2 separate regions of the Homo sapiens genome follow, and region 1 is linked to region 2. A link is an interaction called in ENCODE POLR2A ChIA-PET data of the cell type or tissue named here. Cell type or tissue: MCF 10A. All regions are shown on one strand. Each heading gives the region's core, and the rest is flanking DNA. Links, peaks and the distances in the headings are about the cores only. Region 1 holds the start of ANKRD35-DT (ANKRD35 divergent transcript). Region 2 overlaps POLR3GL (RNA polymerase III subunit GL).

Region 1 (11,950 bases), core at 2,189-10,188, 88 kb before region 2:
AGGGCTGGGAGTGCTTGTTGAACTAACAGGAAACAGCAAGGATAGAGCTACGTGGAAGGCAAGATTGCGGGGACAGGGCAGGGATGAAATATGGGGCTCTGGGGCATGACTTGGTGGTGTAGAATGGAGCTTGAGGCCAGGCAGGGGCTGAGGAAGATGCTTGGGGGAGGTTTGGTACTGGGAGACGGAGCAGAAGTAGGGTCAGGGCCATGGGAAGGGGACAGAGTTGCAGAAAACGAACCAGAAATCGGGGGTGTAGATGCTAGGAGGACAAGAAAGGGGCCGGGGAAAGGGCCTTGGGGATGGCAGAGGTGAGCAGGGCAAGTCAGAAGCTGCAGGGCAGGGTCTTGAGGAAGGCAAAGCTGGCGGGCTTCCTTGCAAGACTAGAAGAGCTAGAAAGACTGATAAAAAGAAAAGGCGATGATGCATTGAGACGGGACTAAAGACTTCTGTCACCACAGAGCTGGGATCCCAACCCCATCCTCCCACACATTTTGGCACCTACCGCCACCTGTGTGCTGGAGCAGGAGAAGATACGCTTCATGGCCGGGGTCGGGGCCACGGGGGATGGGGACGCGCAGAGAGCCGGGCCACAGGTTCCCGAACCCACCGGACTTGGCTGCGGCTGTGCAAGAGACAGCTGTCAAAAAGCAGAGCGGGCCCCGCCCCACGATCCGCCTCAGAACCCGCCCTGCTCAATCAGAGGCAAGAACCCAAGGGCTGGGCTCAAAACTCCGCCCCTGGCCCTGCCCTACCCCATCCCTGCAGAGGAGAAAAGCCCGCAGTCTTAGGCTGCGACGGGGGCTTGGCCTCGAACCTCGCCCTTCAAATCTGAACCCACCCTGGGATCCGACCTGCTCAATCAGGAAAGGAACCGGGTGGGCTCCAGCTGAGACTCCTCCCGGACCCGGACCCGCCCCACCCTCAGTTCCAGGCGGGGCCTCCGCCCCAAGCCCCGCCTCAGCCCCGCCCCTCGGAGAGCGGCAGCCAGAGGCAGGAGGGTCCCGGCTTCTACCAGGGGCTTCGGTCTCACGGACTGTCGCATTTGCATTTAATCACTGGTAAAGTTACCTCTGCCCCCGCCAACTCCCCCCGCCTCTCCCCCGCCACTATTCCCCGGCCAAAAACCCAAGCAAAAAAGAGCATTTGAAGAGAGCAGTTCGGAAATAGGAGATTGTAGTGTTAAGCAGAGCAGAGATAATGCGCGGCCCACGGTAACCTGGGGGACAAAACCTAAGGAAAGGTGATCAGGTTCAATTTTATTTTTTCTTTCTGTTTTCTGAGACAGTGTCTCTAATCTGTCCCTCTGTCGGCCAGGCTGGAGTGCATGGCGCTATCATAGCTCACCGTAACCTCCAACTTGTGGGCTTAAGGGATTCTCTCACTCCAGCCTCCCGAGTAGCTGAGACTACAGGCATGCACCACCACGCCTGGCTAATTTTTTTTTTTTTTTTTTAAGAGATGGAGTGTCTCTATGTTACCCAGTCTGGTCTTCAACTCCAGGCCTCAAGCGATTCTCCTCACCGTAGCCTCCCAAAGCGCTGGGATTATAGGCATGAGCCACCACTATTCCTGGCCCAGGCTCAATTTTTAAACGCACATCTGAATTAGAAAACAGCAGAGAGCGAGGAGAGCAATTTTATTTTAAGCTGCCCCCCCCGCCCCCGCCCCCGCATAGAAACAAAAAATAACCAAACAAAAAACTGTCTTCATTATTTCCACTGCCCTTGAAGTTCAGGCTCTTGGTAATTCTTGAACAGTCAGTCGCAGCCAACTGGTCTTCCTGTCTTTCTTTTCTCCTCTCCCCGCCGGAGAGAGCTCACTAAAATGCATATGAAAACCTACAGGGTAAAGCCCAAAGTTCTTAAGTGGTTTACAAGGCTCTTCAGGAGTCATATGCTGCCGCCCTCTTTCCCAGTCCCATCTCTCATTACTTTCACACAAAAGAGCCACTCAAACTGTTTCTTTTTTTATTATTATTATTTTTATTTTTTGAGACAGAGTCTCACCCAGACTGAAGTGCAGTGGCACAATCTCGGCTCACTCACCGCAGCCTCTGCCTTCCCGGTCCAAGCAATTCTCCTGCCTCAGCCTCCCAAGTGGCTGGGATTACAGGTATGTGCCATCACGCCCGCTAAGTTTTGTATTTTTAGTAGAGACAGGGTTTTGCCATGTTGGCCGGACTGGTCTCAAATTCCTGACCTCAAGTGATCCACCTGCCTTGGCCTCCCAAAGTGCTGGGATTACAGGCGTGAGCCACTATGCCTGGCCTTGTTTTTTTTGTTTTGAGACAGGGTCTCGCTGTCACCCAGGCTGGAGTGTGATAGCATGATCGGGGCTCACTGCAGCAGCCTTGACTTCTTAAGCTCAAGGGATCCTCCCACTTCAGCCTCCTGAGTAGCTGGGACTATAGGTGCACATCACCATGCCCAGCTAATTTTCATATATTTGGTAGAGATGGGGTTTCACCATGTTGCCCAGACTGGTTTTGAACTCCTGGGCTCAAGCGATTCTCCTCACCTCAACTCCCAGAGCACCAGGCCTCAAACTGTTCTAATTTACAATTCCCTTTGCAGCTGGTGATTAATCCTCCCAAGAATGCCTCCTGTCACATTTGATCCCTGCGGTGGAAAAGTTAAATATTAAATTTGAACTCAATTGAACGTGGACAGAAACAATGGTCACCAAGTCCCAGAACAGGTTGTGTGAGCCCCTTGAGGTGTTCGTCCAGCACTGTTTTGGAGAAATCTCTATTTCAATCTATTCCTACACGTTAGTTATTGAAAAACAATAGACAATTGCAAAAATAAGTTGAATGTTTTGTGTTCCTTGAGCCCAGTCGCCAAGGGCCCCGTGACTGGGCCTCATGCCAAACAACTCGTTACAAAAAGAGCTAGGGTCCCAGACTGCGCCAAAACTTCATGAGACCTCTCCTCGTCTGTGCATGGATGAGTGGCCAACTCTGGAGCCCAGGCTGTTGCTTCTCAGTCTGGTGGTGAATCCTCTATAGTCTTATGAGTGCGGTGTTCAACTCTGGAACCCAGGCTGTTGCTTTCCAGTCTGGTGGTAAATCCTCCATAGTCTGGTGAATGTAAACATCTTTTCCCTTCTCCCCTTCCCATTGCAATTTGCTTATTATATCAATCTGTTTATTATATCATTTGCTTACTTATTATATAATTTGCTTATTATATTAATTTGCTTGTACCATTTGCTTATTATATCTCCATTGCCATTTACATGGGATAAAGCTTGTTTACCCTTAAAGGTATTGTGTGTGTCTCTTCTTCTCCCCTTGTGCGTTTCCTGCACAGAACAACCCCGCAGCCAAATTTCTTTTTTCTATAAAGTTTTCCCTTACAACCCCGCCACCCCCACCGCCCAACAAAGTATGCCTCTTGTATGACATACTCCTAGTGCTTGTTGATATATAGCAACCACCTCTTTGCATTTGCCATTTTTTTTTGTTTTTGAGATAGTGTCTCACTCTGTCACCCAGGCTGCAGCGCAATGGCGTGATGTCGGCTCACTGTAACCTCCACTTCCTGGGCTCGTGCCATCCTCCCACCTCAGCCTCCCAAGTAGATGGGACTACAGGTGCGTACCACCATGCCCAGCTAATTGTTTCTGTATTTTTGGTAAAGACAGGGTTTCACATGTTGTCCAAGATGGTCTCGAACTCCTGAACTCAAGTGATCCACCTGCCACGACCTCCCAAAGTCCTGGGATCACAGGTGTGAGCCACTGCGTCCAGGCTGTATTTGCCACTATTTGTTTACATGTTTGTTTCTGCTACTGGACTGGACTCTTTGATGGTAGTTGTGTTTTATATTATTGCCATTGTCAAGCACATATTACGTGCTTGATATCTGATGAATAAATGAATGAAAAAAATTAATGAAGAAGCAAAGGAGCAACAACAAGGAAAGGAAGGAACAATACACAGTTGCTTCTTAAACTAATACTATTGCAAAGAAAGGGGTAACAAGATTGGGTTTAGAGAAAGCCCCAGTCTGGAGCTGACGATGGATAGGAGGGGAATCTCTAGTTGGAAAAATATATTAAAAGTGCTCTCTTAATCATATGGATAAAGAATTACATGAGGTCAGGGAGCAGGGAGGGATAGCATTAGGAGATATACCTAATGTAAATGATGAGTTAATGGGTGCAGCACACCAACACGGCACATGTATACATATGTAACAAACCTGCATGTTGTGCACACATACCCTAGAACTTGAAGTAAAATAAAATAAATAAATAAATAAAAGAAATTAATCCTAAAAAAAAAAAAAAAAGAATTACATGAGGTCAGTCACAGTGGCTCACACCTATAATCCCAGCATGTGGAAAGGCCAAGACGGGAGGATTGCTTGAGGCCAGGAGTTGGAGACCAGCCTAGGCAACATAGTGAGACCCCCTCTCTAAAAAAAATTTAAATATATATATATGTATACACACACAAACACACACACATATATATGTGTGTATATGTATATATGTGTGAGCATTAGATGAACCAGTACTCAAGGAAACCTACCTCCATTTGGGGGCTGACTGAGGGTAAAGAGGAGAGGAGAGTCTGTCAACATAATCTGGTTGCGGTCTCAGCCCTAGAAACTGTGTGCTCCATAAAGGCTGATCAAGTTACAGCCTGTATGAAGTGCACTGAGGGTCACAATGGAAACCCTTTCCTGTCACAAAACAACTCAGCAGGTTGACACAGAATGGTGTTCATGCCAAATAGGCCAGACAGGCCACAATTCTCAGGGTTAGGCAATAGAGGCAGAGACTCGGTCTCTAGAAGGCCATTGCTTAAGTGCACGTGTTCTCTCAGGATAATGGAAAAACTCTGGGTGTCTCAAGAGGAGCCTAGAAGATACCTGCTTAATGGAATCAAATAGATTTGATCTCTACCATTAGAACCTTAAATTCTTCAGCTAATTATCACCTTAGAGGGCTCAAAGAGCTTATTTCAAAAGGGATGAGGCAGGCCAGGCACAGTGGCTCATACCTGTAATCCCAGCACTTTGGGAGGCTGAGGCAGGCAGATCACGTGAATCAGGAGTTCAAGATCAGCCTGGTCAACATGGTGAAACCCTGTCTCTACTAAATATCCAAAAATTAGCTGGGCATGGTGGTGCACACCTGTAGTCCCAACTACTCAGGAGGCTGAGGCAGGAGAATTGCTTGGACCCAGGAGGCAGAGGTTGCAGTGAGCTGAGATCGTGCCACTGCACTCCAGCCTGGGCGACAGGGCGAGACTCTGTCTCAAAAAAAAAAAAAAAAAAAAAAAAAAAGATGAGGCATAGGACAAGATTTAGTGGATGAGACAACAGCACGTAGAAACACATCTTCACAATCTGGGAGATGGGTCAGAGAGCAGGAACACCACCACCTGGTGCTCCAGTATACTTTCTCCCTTAATCCTCACAAGGCATGATATGGTAGATTATTTTATGACAAAATAGTTTTATAATAATAGTTACCATTTACTGAGCATTTACTAAATGCTCACTTTTCTTGGATTATTTCATTTTGTCTTCATGACCCTAATAGGTTTAAAGATGAGAAAGCCAAGACTTAGAGAAGTTAAGTCTGTCCTAGGTCAAACAGACTTTTTAAGTTGTGTAGCCTAGATTTAAACCCAAATCTGCCTTCATTGTTAACCACTGTAATACACAGCCTTTTATTATCTGAGCCTCAAGGAAGTTATGATTTGCTGAAGGCCATACAGCTAATAAATGGCAGATAGGATTTCAATCTAAACCTCTGTGCTTCCCAGACCTTTATACTTTCTGGTCACTTAAGCAGGTGAGAATTACAGGAGGCTAGAATACATCTCCTGTGGGAAAGCCACAGAAAACATTTAAAATACTTCTTAACTTTGCCTTCCAGGGACTCCACTCTGTAAAATCCCAGGCAAAACAAGTATCTACCTCTCACTATTACTGAGCAGTCTATATCCTAGGGAATACATATAGAGCCAAAAGTCATTTGACACTGAACTTTATTTGTTCTGACCATCTGATATACTGTCCACCCCACTGGGAAACAGAGACAATGCCCATGAGGGTGGGCCTCTGCAGAAGGCCAGAGACATGCCAAAATAAATACTGTGGTCAGGCCTCAGGAACAGCCTGGGAGGACAGGTTCTGTGACTGCTAGTCAACCACCCAATCAGGTCTTCTCTCTTCTCAGCTCTTAATGAGTGCTGATTCTTCAAAAGGCTCCCAGAGCTGCACTCTGGAGACCAATAACTGACTTCGATATCTCAAGTCTTGATTACAAAGAAATATAAGTTACCCAGTTGTCTATGAGAATCCAACTGCCTTTACTGTCCATGACCCAAATATGGAGTGGGTTGGGGAGGGATCAGAGATAGAAATTAACCTGGAGATTTCCAGTAAGCATCAAGCAAGGGCTGGCAAACTGATTCCACCAGAGAAACCCTGCAAAATATGACCAGGGTTCTAGGGTTGCCCCAGAAACATTTTCCTAGGAGCTATTTGTGCTACATAACCAGTGCTGAGCAAGTAAGGGCTTGCTCCCCAGAGCCCCATGCCACCCATGTAGGTTTCTTAATGCAGACTCCACACTTTTAGATCCCATGGGGCTGCTGCTTCCCAAAGCTGGTAAAGTGAAAGCATTTCCCATCATCAAGTAGCAGTACTCTCTCTCCTGTCTGCTTTCTAAGCAGGCCCCAAGGAGGGCTCAAGAGTGAGTATAAGACTTGAGAGAAGTAGAGAAAATACTGCCTAGGTACACCCAGTCCTCCCTGCTATTCCAGCTCCAGCCACCTGAGGGCTCCTGGCTTCAGAAAATCAGGCACCAGGCCCTGGCTTTGCTCCCAGAAAAGGCTTGGAATCAGGAAGCCTATGCCCAGCGAGCCTGGGGGCAGCTCTGTTTCACCAACACCTGAGGGCGGTCGAGTGCACTACAGGTCTCAGGTTTCAGGGGGGATGGCAGTTGCCTGTCTAAAGGCTTCTCTGTTCCTTGGAATTGTACAGAATGTCTCTTGTGGCTTTTCCTCCTCCCTCCTTTTTTCCTGTTGACTCTCCCCATCCGGCTCTATGAATCACCAGAGTCCACAGGAAAGCAGCAGATGTTGACTTTACTCCTTTCAAGCCAACGTCAGCTCCCTCCTGTGGAGTGGGGAACAGGCAGGAAAGTGAGAGGGTGGAAGAATCGAGGAAGATAACCCTCATCCTTTCCAAACTGTGAGGGAAGATAAAGAGGGAATCTGAAAGGAGTCAGGCACCTAGGCAAAAAAATTATTGATTCCTGGGGATAAAAGGACCCCAAACAAAAGCCCCAGTGTTGGCTATGGAACCAGGATCACGAGGAGGAGGGAAGCAGAGGGTGGGAGCATGGCTAGTTTTGGTGCCAGCTCTTCTTGTCTGAGGTAAAGCCTCATCTCTAGCCAGCAGCATCCCTAGGACTCAAAAGTCAAGTCAGGCTGCTGGTCTGGGGAGATAGTCCAGAGGCGGCTTCTTGTCCCATCTGAGCCCCCAAACCTCTGCTTTTATGCAAGTCTCTTGAAGAAGCTGCCAGGGAGGACTTTCTAGACCCTTATTCTACATTCATTGCTCCAACTTCTCTTCTCTTTTTTCTTCCTCAGGGATTTTCTTATGGGCAAAGAAGCCAAGCTGTAGAAGAAAAGATAAGCGTCACTGCCAAATGCCTAGACTGGGAACCTTGCCAGTAGCTCTCAGACTTATCTGAGGTCTTCACTTTTGTTCTGTTTCCAAAAATGGAATTCAAATTTATTTTATTTGGCTTAGAATAATTTAACCAACATTTGTGGGGTACAGTGAAGGAGATCTGGGCATGACATCCACAGCCTGGTTAGCTGCCCAGCACAAATCCTGTTCTCTCTGCTATAATCAAGGATCCCTCAACTCATGGGCATCATGCTCCACACTCCCCACTAAAGCAGTGCTTACCTTCCACAGGCAGAAGACAAGGAGAGCAAGCAGGAGCAACCCTCCCAGGACACTGCCTATGAGGATCCACAGGGAGATGAGGATAGGCCGGGTCTGAACCACCTCCAAGAGGCTCTGCGTGGACAGAAGAGTAGTTTTCTACATGCATCCTATAACCCAGCTAGCCTCACCCCACATTATATCAAAGCCAGCCCCCAAATAGAATAAATAACCTCCTGCTACTTAAAGGAAAGAAACTGAGGCAGGAATGGCGGCAGTGGAACACTAGGATCCTGCTGCCTGATGGAGATGCCTTCGTTCTGAAAAAGCCCACGGGTGGCCCTACCACATACCCATCATCATTATTTTCACAGCTCTCAGACTCGGTCTCCAGCCCTACCTCACTCCAACGGGAGGCTTCAGTCAGCTGTAGGACACTGCCCTCTTCGGTTCCCAGCTCAAAGGTGCTGACCACCGTCAGGGACTTGAACTTGGCCTATGGAACAAGTGGATAGGAAGACATTTAAAATGAGCCATTATCAGGTGATATAGTTCTTTGGAATCCCAACAGCAAAGTTGAGGCTGAGAGGCATAATGTTGAGGGCTCTCAAGACCAGAAGAAAAGGCTGAAGACCAATGGGAAAAGAGAGGAAGGGTAATAGATGGAAAACCCCTGGTCACATCTGCTGCTGCTGTTTGTTTTCCAAGGACAATCAATACATCTGGTGCTTTACCTGAAATGCATTCTACTCCTCTTTCCTTTGGCTGACCTCTACCCCTCCTTTAGATTGAAGTTTAGATGTCATCCCCTCTGGGATTTAGGGAAATCATTCCTCCTAACCCCCACCAACACTGGTGTTTACTTCTGTTTTTCACTCCTGAACTATAAGATCCTCTAGGTTAAAGGCTGTGCCTTACTAACCTTTGTGTCCTTAGTGCCTACTAGATAGCAGAGTACCAAGTATGTAGTGGTTTCTTTTTTTTTTTTTTGAGATGGAGTCTCGCTCTGTCACCCAGGCTGGAGTGCAGTGGCGTGATCTCGGCTCACTGCAAACTCCATCTCTCGGGTTAATGCCATTCTCCTGCCTCAACCTCCCAAGTAGCTGGGACTATAGGCGCCTGCCACCACACCTGGCTAATTTTTTTATTTTTAATAGAGACAGGGTTTCACCGTGTTAGCCAGGATGGTCTCGATCTCCTGATCTCATGATCTGCCCACCTTGGCCTCCCAAAGTGCAGGGATTACAGGCGTGAGCCACCGCGCCCGGCCATGTAGTGGTTTCTTAATAAATCTTTGTTGAAAGCATGAATAGACTAGTGAAAAAAAGATACCAAAGAAGGACAGAGACTTGGAGAAGGGTGGTTTATTGGACTTAACTTCCCTAAAACATATGATGACATCCCAGGGATCTTGTGTTATTCCAGGTAGATATGGGAAAGCACAACATTGACCTTAGTGCCAAACAGCCATTACAATTAAGATGCCATTTCCCTGCCCAGGAGGAACTCACACTGACTCCTCACTACCTGTCATATTAAGTTCAGTTTCTCCCTGGCTTCAGAGGCCTTTCGTAATCTAGATCCCTCTCACCTATACAATCTTACTTCCCACCACTCCCCAGTACAAATCCTGCATGTAATATCAATAATTCATTCATTTAGCAAAAATATGTTAAGCGCCTACAATGAGTTAGGCATGAGGCTAAATGTTGGAGATATTCTCAGTGTCAACCTAATACAGGGCCTTTTACGTAATAGGAACGTGATGGATTCTTAACTGATTAAATTTAGGTATCCTGCAAATGTTGATTGATACAGCACTAAGGAATGGTCAGGAAAAAAAAAAGTAATGGTCAGTGGAGGAAAATACAAGGATAATAACTAGCTTCCACTGAGTGTTCACCATATGTCCAGCTCATTATTCATTTATTCTTTATAACAACCCCATGAAATTGGTATTATCTTCCCATTTTAGAGATTAGGAAAAAGAGGCTTAGAGAGATGAAATAACTTGCTCATGGTCAAATAGCTAGTAAGAGGCAAAAGTGAAACTTGAACGTGGGTCTGTCTACCTCCAAAACCTATGCTAAAGTTCCAGAAAGGAGCAGAAGTGGGGAGTACTAGAAAAGGAAAGGCTTACTCTTCGGAAAAATTCATTGTGAACCAGCCTCAATAGTCCAACAGAGACCTCAGTCCCCTTTGCCAGCTGCCCAAGGTGGCACCTCACCACCTGACACTGAGTATTGCTCCCATTCTAACAGAAGAGACAGAGAGAGACAGATCAGGACTCTGGGGTAGAAACATCCTCTTTCCCCACCTCTAGTTCACACAGTCTTGTCCCAAGGCACCTGACTCCATTTTCATTCCCACTCCAGATCAGGACCCTGGGGTGGAAAGATCCCTTCTTCCCCACTCCAGTTCCTACCCTCTTGTCCCAAGTCACCCAACTCCACTTGCATTCCCACTCTGGACACCCCTTTGTGACTCATACCAGTCTGTTTGTGTGTTGAAGCTCCTCTGGATGCACAGGTGGGCCTGGGGGTTCAGTCAGGTTCTGCACTATGCAGCTTGCCTAGAGGAAGATCCAACTTGAAAGACCCTCCTGATGGGGTGGCGCTAGCCACTCAAGGCTGAGTTGGAACATACCTACACCCTTGTAGTTCTTCCCCTTATAATACCTTTTTCTTCTCTCTAATAAGCCACATGTGTAAAAAGAAAGCCCCCCAGAGAGAAGAGCCCCAAGAGCAGAGGCCCAACAGATAGGGAGCTGGTGTGGTGTCCAGCTTCAGTGAGTCCACCAGCTCAAGGTGGCAGGATTCCATGCCCTCCTAGACCAGACTCACATTGTTAGTGATGACTTGAGACAGTGATAGGAAGTAATTGCCCCCATGGGCCACAGCTGGAAGGAGGGCTGAGATGATGAGGCCACTGACCACATAGCAGCCTAGGTTCTGAACCTAAGAGGAAGGTTGGGAATAGGAAGAAGTGGGAGACAGAAGACCCTTCCTCATTTGTTCCCCTTCACCCTAGATACCATTAAAATCCAAGAGAGACCCTTCCCATCCTTTTCCCACAAAGCTGTTGTTCCCCCACATTCTCCTCATGCCAAGACCCCTCCAGCTTCTCACCCTGAGAGTGGTTTTGAATTCTGGGCCAGGACCCACTGGGAGGGTCCCATATGGGTGAACCTCATAGCGGTGCAGGGTAGACTCACTGTGTGAACACCAAGTCAGGAAGTACATGGTCACAGCCATAACACAGACACAGGGGCACATGATCAGCACACAGACGTGGATTCAGAGGAGGCAGGGCCAGCACATGGATAAAGAGGTGGGGGTACATGGAGAAGACAGAAGTAGAACATGACACAGACAATGCAAGCTTTATGGCTACATCCCATATCCCCTCATCCCAGCTCCAGTGCCCAAGGCCTGGCAAAACACTATACCTAGGAAAGTAAGATGCTTAAAAGGGAAGATTCAGCATGAATAGGATTGAGGGCAAAAAGACTGAGCAGCCGCAAGGGCTTGGGTTTTTGGAAAAACTGAGGCACATGGAAGGGGAGGGAAGCAGCATAAGGGTATGAGTCTGAGGTCAGAACTGGGTCCCACCCTAGAAGCTGGGCATACCTAGAGAACAGGAGGTGGGGCTCATATTGGATGTAGGCTGAGGTCTGGGCTGTGTTATCTTGAAGGGTCCCATTTCTCTCCAGGCTGTCACTGTAGGGTCAGAGGGGAGAGGCTCACATCTCAACCCCTCCTCAGAAGACACCCTTCTCTGTTAATAGAGGAATCAATGTTGTTCCTCCCCACCCCTCCAGTCAAGACTCAGTAGGAGGAGAGGTCTGGAAGAAAGTTCCCTTCATTCTCACCTGCTGGCAGTCAGCTTCACGAAGACCTGGCTCAGGAGAGAGGAGCAGCTAAACTCAAACTCTAGCAGAAAGGTCACCTAGGGGCAGGGGACACAGGGTAATGGTAGAGTCTTCCTCATGGAACAACTACAGAGGAACAGGAGCCCTTGTGCGC
Region 2 (11,950 bases), core at 1,488-9,487:
CATAGTGGTTCATGCCTGTAATCCCAGCACTTTGGGAGGCTGAGGCAGGAGGATCTTGAGCCCAGGGGTTCGAGGCTAGAGTGAACTGTGATTGCACCATTGCACTCAAGCCTGGGTGACAGAGCATCTCTAAAAATAAAAATAAAGAAATGCAGATAGAGATAAACATCAAATTGTCTTAGGGATGTAGAGTTTTGTCCAAAGGTGTCAGCACTTTCTCCTTTGTGCTAAACTATATTGTAATTATCTGACCTGTTTGGGGGACCATGTCTCATTCATGTTTATATTTCCAGAAATTCTCTCTCTGACACTGTGCCTTCTCAGTCAAAATTTGTTGAATGACATTAACTTTTCATGTCCCAGAGATAAAAGATTGAATGTCTTGTACCTCCTTGGCTTCCTGTCCATTCTACTACATTTCTTTTTCTCTTTGTTTTTGTCTTTATTAGGTTTATTCACTGGATCTCTGAATACCCAGGCCCCCTCCACCATGGCCAGCCGGGGTGGGGGCCGGGGTCGTGGCCGGGGCCAGTTGACCTTCAACGTGGAGGCCGTGGGCATTGGGAAAGGGGATGCTTTGCCCCCACCCACCCTGCAGCCTTCTCCACTCTTCCCTGTGAGTCTCTCCACTCCCTTCCCAGACTCTCATGTGCCCCTGGCTGACTGTACATGATTCTGAATTCCTCCTGGACCATCATAAAACCATCCTCGCTTTGGCCCTCTCTCTATACTCCCAATGCACAGGGATGTTTTGCAGGCAAAGAAGTGTCCACCTTTACTTCTCCCCAGCTTTCAAAATAATATGTTACTCCCTCGATTGTCATTTGGCCCTCTGCTCAGTGGGAGTGTTAGACTAAATTGGGAGGAGGGGTCTTCCTAAATTTGTACTAGCATTTTCTCCCTGAACTGACCACTGCCCCTGCCTCTTTAGCCCTTGGAGTTCCGCCCAGTACCTTTGCCCTCAGGCGAGGAAGGGGAATATGTCCTGGCACTGAAGCAAGAGCTACGAGGAGCCATGAGGCAGCTCCCCTACTTCATCCGGCCAGCTGTCCCCAAGAGAGGTCAGTTGGAATGCTAGCATCATATTCTGAGTGCCTTCCATGGGGAGTGCCCTGTGCTCAGCACCACTGGGGGCCAGAGGGGCACAGGAAGCATACTATCTAACTGGGGAGATCATAATAGTTACCCCTGTATCTGAAATGCATTATAGTATTCATGGTTTGTTTTGAGTCTCATGATAGTCTTGGGACAGCAGGAGGTTAAATATTAAAATCCCATTTCACGTGTATAAGTAGGGGGATGTATTTTCTAAAAAATTATATATTTTTTATTTTTTTGTAAAATAGAGATAGGGTGTCCTTATGTTGTCCAGGCTGGTCTTGAACTTCTGGGCTCAAGAGATTCTCCTGCCTTGGCCTCCCAAAGTGCTGGGATTACAGGCATGAGCCACTGCGCCCAGCAAAATTTTTAACAATCTGGATATTATAAGCACCAACCAACAAGAGAATACTGAAATCCTGGTTTCTTATTCCCTAGCATACTTTCCACTGCACCACGCTATTTCTTAATACAGCCATGCCTTTGAACTAAGGGACAGAAAAAAAAAAAATCATCATGGCCGGGTGCGGTGGCTTACGCCTGTAATGGCCAGCACTTTGGGAGGCTGACATGGGTGGATCACTTGAGGCCAGGAGTTTGAGGCCAGCCTAGCCAATACGGTGAAACCCTGTCTCTACTAAAAATATAAAAATTAGCCAGGCACAGTGGTGTGTGCCTGTGGTCTCAGCTACTCGGGAGGCTGAGGCTGAGGCTGAGGCATGAGAATCGCTTGAACCTGGGAGGTGGAGGTTGCAGTGAGCTGAGATCTTGCCACTGCACTCTAGCCTGGGTGACACAGCAAACCTCTGTCTCAAAAAAAAAAGGCCAGGTGTGGTGGCTCACACCTAGAATCCCAGCACTTTGGGAGGCTGAGGTGGGCAGATCACGAGGTCAGGAGTTCAAGACCAGCTTGGCCAACATAGTGAAACCCCGTCTCTACAAAAAATACAAAAAAATTAGCCAGGCCTGGTGGCAGATGCCTCTAATCCCAGCTGCTTGGGAGGCTGAGGCAAGAATTGCTTGAACTTGGGAGGCGGAGGTTGCAGTGGGCTGAGATCACGCCACTGCACTCCAGCCCAGGCGACAGTGCGAGATTCTGTCTGAAAAAAAAAAATCGTAATTTTGGGTGGAAAAGGAACAGGTTAGAAGAGTGATAAGGGGCCGGGCGCAGTAATTCACGCCTGTAATCCCAGCACTTTGGGAGGCCGAGGTAGGTGGATCACGAGGTCAGGAGATTGAGACCATCCTGGCCAACATGGTGAAACCCCGTCTCTACTAAAAATACAAAAATTAGCTAGGCGTGGTGGTGTGTGCCTGTAGTCCCAGCTACTCAGGAGACTGAGGCAGGAGAATCGCTTGAACCTGGGAGGTGGAGGTTGCAGTAAGCTGAGATTGTACCACTGCACTCCAGCCTGAGGGACAGAGCGAGACTCTGTCTCAAAAAAAAAAAAAAAAAAAGTAGATAAGGTCCTCACTGAAGCTGACCCCCTGGGCTCTGGGTTTGGGGTAAGGAAACAGATAATTCCTCAGTATTGAGAGGGCTGGACTCTCAGGAACAGTCCTGTTCTGGGTCTCTGAAGGGATAAAACTTTGACCCTTCCACCCCTCAGATGTGGAGCGTTATTCAGACAAATATCAGATGTCAGGTCCGATTGACAATGCCATCGATTGGAACCCTGGTAGGTGATGGGCCCTTTCATTGACTGCCCTTCTTTCAAATGCATGGGATGCTTCAAGCTATTCCCACCACGCCCATGACCCCACCCCATTCCCCGATCCAGCATCTGCAAGCTAGAGCCTTAGTTATGGTCCAACACATTCTCAGATTCTACCTGAAAAAGCTATTAAATAGTTCCCACTACTCAGGAGATATCCAAGCCACTGAACAACTTTGGCCCAGCCCCTTCCTTCCTCTCCTTTAAAACCCTCACCCCCCTTTAAAACCAGTCAGTATTCACTGGAGACCCCAGGCAGGGTCCTATTGACATTTACGTTCCCACTATTCCCAGATTGGCGGCGTCTACCCCGGGAGCTAAAGATCCGAGTGCGGAAGCTACAGAAGGAACGTGAGTGTATCTGGAAAAAAGGAGGGAGAAGAGAGGTTTCCTTCATCAGCCTGAGGGCCGAGGCTGCTGCTGGTCTCACCTTCCATCCCAGTTCCTATACCCAATCTACCAAGTGTTGTTGCTAGATGTCATAGTGGCCACATGAGGGCAGCAGAGTGACATGTTCTTTGCATGAGGATGGGCTATAAAGCTGGCAAAATTTGCTCTCTGAAGGTTTACCTTTTGATCCCTCCACCAGGGATTACAATTCTGCTCCCCAAGAGGCCCCCTAAGACCACAGAAGATAAGGAGGAAACAATACAGAAACTAGAGGTGAGGAGGAAGTGTGCATAGAGACCTCCTGAGCCCTGGATCCATTCCCTCTCTCTTGGCCCATGTGTGCCTCAATTTTTCCCTTCTGTGAACTGAACCTGAGTTTCTATTCCTATTCATCCCCACATGAGACCCTGGAGAAGAAGGAAGAAGAAGTAACTTCAGAGGAGGATGAGGAGAAAGAAGAAGAAGAAGAGAAGGAAGAGGAGGAAGAAGAAGAGTATGATGAAGAAGAACATGAAGAGGTGAAGGGGACTCCTTCCACCTTAGTCCCCCTCCCTTTACCCTCTTTATACTAGGGTTGCTCTCCTCAGAGGGTTGGCATGCCAACAGAGATAGTGCCCCCCAGGGTAGGGGCTTCTCTCTACTTCATCTGCCCCCCTTCTACAAACTACAGCTGGAAGAGATGTCTCAGGCCTGGAATGGTGTGACTGAGAGGAAAGGGGTCTGGTACACAGGAAGGAAGGTGAATGCCAAATTGACTTTTACTTTTTTTTTTTCCATTTCAGGAAACTGATTACATCATGTCATATTTTGACAATGGAGAGGACTTTGGTGGTGACAGTGATGACAATATGGACGAGGCTATATACTGAAGAAGGACTCTGGACCCTCGTGTCTTTCTTTAGGATACAGAGAGTAACTGTACCTATTATTTGTTTCTTCAGACAAGCAAATCATTTGGTCAGAGTTCATATAATCTGTCTGTTCCCTGGAGATGGGAATAGAGGATGATGACAGTTTATTTTCTACACTTCCCCTCCTTCCACATTTGTATCACCTTTGCTATCTTGGGGAAAGTGCAAAGGACAAACATCTCAATTGTATGAAGGGAGAAAGGAGAATTGAAAGAAGAACTGGGGTTGTTAGAGCTGAGATGACTGTACACATACCCCTGCCCAATTTATATAGCTCTTTGTGGAGATAATTAGGGGTGGGAGCAGTTTGAAGGAGTAAGCCTGGTTTTATACTTTTAAATAAAGTGTTTTTATCTGTCTCTCTGTTGTGGGTGAGGCCTGGTGACAGAGGGCTGGAGGAATGAAGGAAATGCTTAACTAAGCCGGGTCTGGTGTGACACACTGGAGGGTTACAGCCCTACAGCCCGCTTGTCCTTTGTCCCTTCCCTTCTACCCCCATGGTGGGACACATATTCACAATCGAGCCCAGCCAAGGAATATTCAAGGCCTCATCTGTAGGGCAATGCAAAGTAAATTGTAGAGAACAGCCTACGCCCCCTGCAGTACAGCTGACTTCTGAGCCTCTGGTCCTCAGGCCACAAGGACATGATTGTGTCTGTTCACACATGTTCACAAGGACATAGGTCCTGTCTTTCCCACACTTGACCTTGATCTTGTCCTTATTTACAAAAAATGATTACAGCTATTTTTGTGGGGAAAGGCAAGAAAACCAGGTATGAGGAGGGAGGAGGAGCTGACTTATTCACCATACTCCCTCCTCTTCCAGACTCTGGAGATGCCACTTTGAAAGGTATGTCTGTGCAGAGCAAGTCCCCCTAAATATCCTGTTCTCCAGTTACAGAAACCAGTGTGTGGCTGAGTTGCAGTTTCTCTTTTGGTTCTTCCCTTTGTGGAATTTAGTTAGCCTTTCTCACTCCCTTTCTTTGGGGGAAGGGAGGTAGGCGGTGTGGTGTTGTTTTACAGGAAGTAAGGAGGGTGGGGAGGAAGGGAGTGACTTAGGGACACTCACAGATCTGAGAGATGCTTTCTCGCCCACAGAGCTCTCCCTTGGGTGAGGTCACTTTCCGAGGCTCTGATTGGCTTCTGAGGAAGCCTTAGATAAGCTGATTGGTTCCAGCCACTTGACATGCAACAGTCACGGGCAAGCTGCGTGTCCAGAATAGGAACTGAATAAGAAGGCATGCTATCATAGCAACCCTGCTGAGCATTTGAAAGCCGTAAGATGGGGTATAGAAGAACCTTCAAAAAATTCCCCAACTGCATTCAGGCAGGCCGACTGAATTCCCTACAGCATCAAGTGATAGAGACTGTCAATCTAAGGTTGAATATGTCTGACCCCATTGTAAAGAATGAAGAAAGACTGTGACTCCATTGAGGGAAAGCACCTTAAAAGCCTAGTTTGGGTGTGTTAGTTAGTGTTTACATAGAAGCAATGGCAGGTGCCATGGCTCAAGCCTGTAATCCCAGAAGTTTGGAAGACTGAGGCAAGAGGATTGCTTGAAGCCAGGAGTTTGAGACCAGTCTAGGCAACAAAGCGAGTCCCTGTCTCTACAACAAAAATATTTTAAAATATTTCAAATAGCTGAGCGTGGTGGCACTCCCTAGTAGTCCCAGCTACTAGGGAGGCTAAGGCAGGAGGATCCCTAGAGCCCTGGAGTTTGAGGCTGCGGTGAGCTATATGATTGCACCACCAGCCTGGGCAACAAAGCAAGAACCCGCCTCTAAGAAAAGAAGAAAAGAGTAGAAGCAGTGAAGGAAACAGGAATAGAAACAGAACATTCTAGAGTCATTGAGCAATTTATGATGATTGATGTGTTTTTTTTTTAGTCCTCCTGAGGTGTTGTGTTGAGTGGCAGGAAGGAAATAGGGGACCTGTAACGGGTTTCCCATAGCTGTACTTCAGCCTGTGATTATAGCTAGGGAGAGATCAGCAAAAACAAAAGTAAAAGCTATTGAAAATTTTCCTTTTGCATTGTTCCCTACATACACACACCAAGTCCTAACCTGGTCAACTATATGTGTCTGTGTTGGGAGCATAGCCACCCCATAAAGCCCACAATGTCAGCCTGGGAACTTAAAAGAGTGGGAACAAAGAAGATTCTGGAAAAGCAGCACACATCCTATGCACACACATCCTTTTCCCATGAAACTGGGGAAATGAGGACAAAGGTTGGAGTGACCACTTGAGATCAGTTGTATTACTTCAAAGTGTCAGGAAGATCAGACTATTCTTGGACTCTGCCCTGTCTGCAGGTGACCTTGCTGGACAAAGCCAGGGACACAGGACCCAGCAGCTTTCCCAGATTCTGAAGTGGTTCCAGGCATGAGCTAGACTTGTTTCCATCAACCTTTCCCCTACTTTCCATAGGTACTATCAGGCAGGCCTGAAGCCCAAGACCTAGTAAACAGGGTCACGGCTCCTATTCACTTTGGAAGAACCCCTGAGAGGTTAGGGCTTGAGGCCATACTTGCAAACTTTTTTTGTTTTGTCTTGTTTTGTTTTTTGAAATGGAGTCTCACTCTGTTGCCCAGGCTGGAGTGCAGTGGCACGATCTCAGCTCACTGCAACCTCTGCCTCCTGGATTCAAGTGATTCTGCTGCCCCAGCCTCCTGAGTAGCTGAGATTACAGGCGCACGCCACCATGCCCAGCTAATTTTTATATTTTTAGCAGAGACGGGGTTTCACCATGTTGGTCAGGCTGGTTCGAACTCCTGACCTTGTGATCTGCCTGCCTTGGCCTCCCAAAGTGCTGGGATTACAGGCGTGAGCCACCGTGCCCAGCGCCTGCTTGCAAACATTTACAGAGGACTTACACAGTGCTGCTCAGCCCAGTACTACTCGCCTGATAGGGCTTATGTTGAACAGATTGCTGCCATGTCCACAGCCTGGGCTGCACTGGCCCCAGGCAGGGTAGGTTCTCTGTCAAGAATCCTATCCTGGGCATGGTGGCTCCCACCTGTAATCCCACAGCTTTTGGAGGCTGAGGTGGGAGGTTGCTTGAGGCGAGTAGTTCAAGACCAGCTTGGGGCAACATAGTCTTCCCTAAGTCTGCCTCTACAAAAAAAAAAGGGAAAGAGTCCTATTTTTCTCTATGCTATGTTCCATCCCTAGCCTCATGATTTTTCTCCCATCTCAGGTGGGCAGTTTAAGAGGGGTCTGCAGACAGCCTCAGTGACTCAAGTGGTTTGAGGGAGGCTAAATGGCAGACCTGGAAGCAACATGTAGTTTAGATTGGGAGTGGAGACCAAAGAAAATTGGAGGGTCAGATGAATAAGGTAATTGGGCACCTATAATTTGGTAAGGAACAGACAGTTCTTTTCCTCAATTCACTTTTTTTAAGAGACAGTGTTTCACACTATTTTGTGGTCCTAGTTTCACCACTCCATAGCTTCGTGCCCTTCAGAAAGTCATGTATGTCTCCACTCCTCAGTATTCCTCATGTGTGAAATATAAATTTGGACTAGATGTGTCCACTGGGAGCCCTTCTAGCTCTCACATAGTAGGGCTTATGCTGATCCATCTGTAAGAATTCAAATGGGCCTGAGAACAAAGGCAGGATGTGCCTAGCTTTGGCTGAACACATTCCATTCGCTGGATTTCCCCACTTTATTTTCAGCCTAGGCAGACTAAAGATACCTCAGGCATCTGGCCAGTCGTTTCCAAGAACCTGCTTCAGCTTGGGTAGCAAGAAGATCAACAATTCCATCAACTAGCAAGAAAGGGACACCACCTACAGCAGAGTTCAAGGTCACAATCTGCAAGCCAGGACTCAAATCAAACAGGCCACCAGTAGATTTCTGACTGAAGAAGGGGCTGGTGGGCATGTCCTCTTCATCTCCCCTCGTATGTCATGTCCAGCCAGAGGATGGAGAAGAGAAATGAGCTCAACGAGAATAGCTCCACTAACTAATCTGGCCAAACCAGTAGTGACCTCTTCTCCACTGACCTTTCCCCTTCTGGGGCTCACATTTCCTCAAGGTCATTTGGGACCACAAAACTGGAAATAAGTTCCAGTTTCCTGCTATCACCTCAGAAAGGCCTTTGGCTCATCTCCAATAGACTTTAATTTGCCTCTTTGTATCTAGGAAAGAAGGGAGGTCCCCCTCATAACCTTAATGGGGGTCAGTGGGAAGACAATGATCCAGCTTAACTGCGGGACCGTAATGGCTAGGTGCTCTCACCTTGGGAATCCAAGATGTCAAGATGCTGGGGAAGGAATCCAGAGATTCCTTAGGCCTGATCCCAACCAATGCAGGAAGGGGCTAGGTCCCCACGACCTCAGAGTCTGGGATTATTCTCCATTCTCAAACCTCTCCTCCTCCCAGGATCCTCAGCTTTGGGCTGTGCTCCCAGCCCTTTCCTGAATAGTTCCCATCCTTGTGATTCCACATTGATCCTGGTTTACAGTAGAGAAAGGGGGAAAATATCCAAATCCTGTCTCTGATATTCTTTGGTACACTCAGGGCAGTGCTGATAATATTAGATTAGGAGGGAGGGAGTTAGACCTATTTTTGTCTTACCAAAAGGGGTAGGTGGAAGAAACTCACCTAAGTTAGGGATGTGGATTTGAGGTATTTCCTGTCTTGGAGAGAATAGGTAGAGTCCCATTTGGACAGGGAAAGAAGCCCTGGTACTCATCCTCCTTAGGCTCTGGTATGACCAGAGATGTAGCCATTTTGGAGAAGAAATTCCCTCTTCAAAGGAGGACAATTTAATGCTTGTACCTCATTTTTCTTAGGCAGAGTGATAAGAGGAAGTGACACAAAATGGGCTCAGTGGGAGAAAGGGCAAATGCTGATCAGCCCTTTTCTAAGTCTTCCATTTCCTTTCCAAGCCTCTTTCCTGGCACACCTAGACAATCTTTCTCATCTGACCATACTTGGCTGCTCTGGATCCCTCACCTCTCCCTTACTTGGCTTGGCTCCTGTTTTGGGTCTTGCTTTCTACCCTGAGCCGCCACACTAACACCTGTCCAGAGATATCAGGGATGTTTATACACTTCTCAGTGGCTGGACTGGGCCAGGCCTGGAGGGTTGGCTGAGGACCAGACAGAAAGCTTGTCACTCAGACTCATTCTTGTTGTTTTTCAAATTCTTTTCCTCTTTTTGACTCTTTCTCTGTGTCTTTTCTCCATGTCTCTCTTTACCTCATGCCTTTATACAGTGCTGTTTAAATTGGATTATTCCTAGGGTGATATGGTGAAGACTATTTGGAGCCACAGAATACACATGGCACATCTTCCAGAGTGTTAATTTTACTTTTAAGATTTGGTGGGGGAAGATAAATCATTTTTATGCTAAAACCAACACAAATATATTATGCAGTGTAAATCAAAATTTGCATTTTTTAAAGAAAATAGGTACTTCAAAGACATTTCTGGGTTATGACAGGCTACTTTAGACTGCTTTGGGAGTCCTGGGGGAAAATGGTTCACTCTCTTGTATCTTAGGGGTCCTGCAGAAGAAATATTTGAGAAGCTCTACTTAGAGCAGAGGTAACAAACTAAGACAAACCTAAACACTAAACAGGAGTCAGGCAGATATAAAAGATCGAAGCATGTGAGTGTAATGCAATAGGGAGTGGTGAGAACTGGCAAACCAGAGCCTGTCTAGCCCCTTCAGCTCCAGCTGATTAATGCCATGAAAGAATGTGACTCAGTGTTACCAAATATGATTGCTTTTTAAGAGACACCAGAACGGTAGATGTTAGTGAAATCTGATTTTTAAATGTTTACAACCGATTCAAATGTTTAGGAAAGGAAATACAGGTTTATTTATTTATTTATTTATTTTTAATTTTTTTTGAGACAGAGTTTCACTCTTGTTGCACAGGCTGGAGTGCAATGGTGCGATCTCGGCTAACTGCAACCTCCGCCTCCCAAGTTCAAGCAATTCCCCTGCCTCCGCCTCCTGACTAGCTGGGATTACAGGCCTGCACCACCATGCCCAACTAATTTGTATTTTTAGTAGAGATGGGGTTTCGCCGTGTTGGTCAGGCTGATCTCTAACTCCTGACCTCAGGTGATTTGCCTGCCTCAGACTCTCAAAGTGCTGAGATTACAGGTGTGAGCCACCGCACCCAGCCGGAAATATGGGTTTCTAAATGTCTGCAAGCTGGTTTGGCCTATGGGCCCCTGATTTGCTGCCTCTGGCTTAGTGTTTCCTCCAGCTTTGCTTAGGTTCATCATCAGCTAAAATCAAGACAAAAGAAGAGAAACATGAATCACAGTGTGATCTCCCTTCCCTACCTAAGTCCATCTCCCCACCAGCTTCCCGTCAATCTTGGAGCACTTGTGTCAGGGATTTTCTCCTCCAACCACAAAGCAGGGTGGGCACTATCAGAAATGGTGTTGAGATACAGGAAAGAACAAGAGGAAAGAAGAAAGCAGTCTTTGGATATAGAAGGGTATTCAGTTTAAAGGGTATTCACCAGGGGAAGATGAAACCCCAAATAGGGAATTATCATAATTTTTGTCTCTCCTTCCTCACTTTCATTCCTAACCTCCAGGCCTCCCTCACAGTCAAAAAGATATTCTGAACTTGCTAATGATCGACCTCTCTCCCAGCCCTTCCACCTTCCAGGTGACCTAATTTTCCCAAACCAGAGATAGCAGATCTTGCCTTGTCAGACTTGGTCACCATTTCCAACCTCTCTGACCTTCACGATCATTTCTTCTACTTTCCAAAAGTATGTGAAGCACAGGCCTGGGCTTGCAGGGTGTCAAATTCTGTTCCCAAGAGTTGGGGGCAGTGGGATGCATGAGTTTGCAGGAGAGTTTGAAGCTGTCCTGCGGGACAGCTTGAGGAGATAGAACTGCAGAGAAGCCTCTGAGTACTACTGGCAGAGCTACACCTATCTCCAGGGGAAACAAAGGAGCCATTGGCCCCTGCCCAACCACCCTCTTCCTGATCTACAGGAATCCAGAGGTAAAACAGAAACCAGAGTTTCCTCAGAGTTGGAAGGTGAAGCAAGCATGAAAGACAGGGAATAAAGAGAAATGGGAGAGCAGGAAACAAAGGATTAACCCTGAGTCTGGCTAGATGAAGGAGGAAGTCAGAATCTGAAGTGGAGAGGGAGGGATCTTTAGCCACAGAACCATATAAGGGAAGCACAAATGTTGGCCAGGCGCGGTGGCTCACGCCTGTGATCCCAGCACTTTGGGTGGCCAAGGCAGGCGGATCTATAGTGAAACCCCGTATCTACTAGAAATACAAAAATTAGACAGGCGTGGTCGTGAGCATCTATAATCCCAGCTACTCAGGAGGCTGAAACAGGAGAATCACTTGAACCCGGGAGGCGGAGGTGCAGTGAGCCGAGATTGCGCCATTGCACTCCAGCCTGGTGACAGAGTGCGACTCATCTCTTAAAAAAAAAAAAAAAAAAAAAAAAAAAGGAAGCACAGTTCTTATGCCCCTGAATACCTCCTCCCCTCTCAGCAGCTGAAATCCTTGTTCTATCCATCTGTCCAGGAGGTTAAAAATATCCAAGCTGGGAACCTAGCCAGACATTTCCAAGAACCTGTTTACTGACCATTTGATTAACTTTGATTGTCAGCAACTTCATAGCCCAACAAGGACTGAGAATGGACGTTGCCTAACATCTCAGGACTCAGGGCACATGGAATTCACAATCCTGTACCTTTGTTTTCCCTGTCTTCTTTCTCCCATCACTCTGTTGCCTGGAGATGACCAATCAATTGATAGTCAAAGTCTGTTCATTCTTTTCTCCTTACATAACAGGCCCAGCAGAGAGTAGGGAAGGGTCAAGCAAAGGGA

Evidence for each region. ChIA-PET counts read pairs that join two places held together with the same protein. Peaks named below come from ENCODE experiments on the same cell type or tissue, not always from the same donor. Only the 100,000 strongest peaks of a DNase experiment are listed, where the experiment ranks them.
Region 1: POLR2A ChIA-PET joins it to region 2 with 27 read pairs; 20 of 35 experiments call an interaction of 5 or more read pairs at or near these places.

The regions. Positions count from the first base shown.
Region 1 is chr1:145,885,215-145,897,164 of GRCh38, forward strand. ITGA10 (integrin subunit alpha 10) reads right to left here. Exons shown (of 30, transcript NM_003637.5): 22 at 11,797-11,873; 23 at 11,555-11,644; 24 at 11,054-11,138; 25 at 10,769-10,882; 26 at 10,417-10,497; 27 at 10,066-10,179; 28 at 8,326-8,421; 29 at 7,947-8,060; 30 at 5,994-7,649. The coding sequence ends at 7,584. It overlaps ANKRD35-DT (ANKRD35 divergent transcript), which reads left to right and starts at 966. Exons shown (of 3, transcript XR_001737758.2): 1 at 966-1,061; 2 at 2,002-2,115; 3 at 2,577-3,267. It overlaps ANKRD35 (ankyrin repeat domain 35), which reads right to left and starts at 652. Exons shown (of 14, transcript NM_144698.5): 1 at 506-652. The coding sequence starts at 544. RefSeq lists silencers at 526-715, 956-1,045. In MCF 10A, for the core only: a CTCF peak has its summit at 6,807 (motif pointing right); DNase peaks (open chromatin) are centred at 6,137, 6,967 and 7,687.
Region 2 is chr1:145,974,376-145,986,325 of GRCh38, forward strand. It overlaps POLR3GL (RNA polymerase III subunit GL), which reads left to right. Exons shown (of 8, transcript NM_032305.3): 2 at 450-616; 3 at 932-1,061; 4 at 2,709-2,777; 5 at 3,108-3,164; 6 at 3,403-3,476; 7 at 3,608-3,721; 8 at 3,986-4,473. The coding sequence starts at 491. The coding sequence ends at 4,072. Among named protein-coding and RNA genes, the nearest start is that of POLR3GL, 16 kb to the left of the region's middle. RefSeq lists enhancers at 1,697-2,196, 3,057-3,146, 4,127-4,892, 4,500-5,699, 4,861-4,910 and 4 more. In MCF 10A, for the core only: CTCF peaks have their summits at 3,317 (motif pointing right) and 4,702; DNase peaks (open chromatin) are centred at 3,316, 5,206 and 5,936.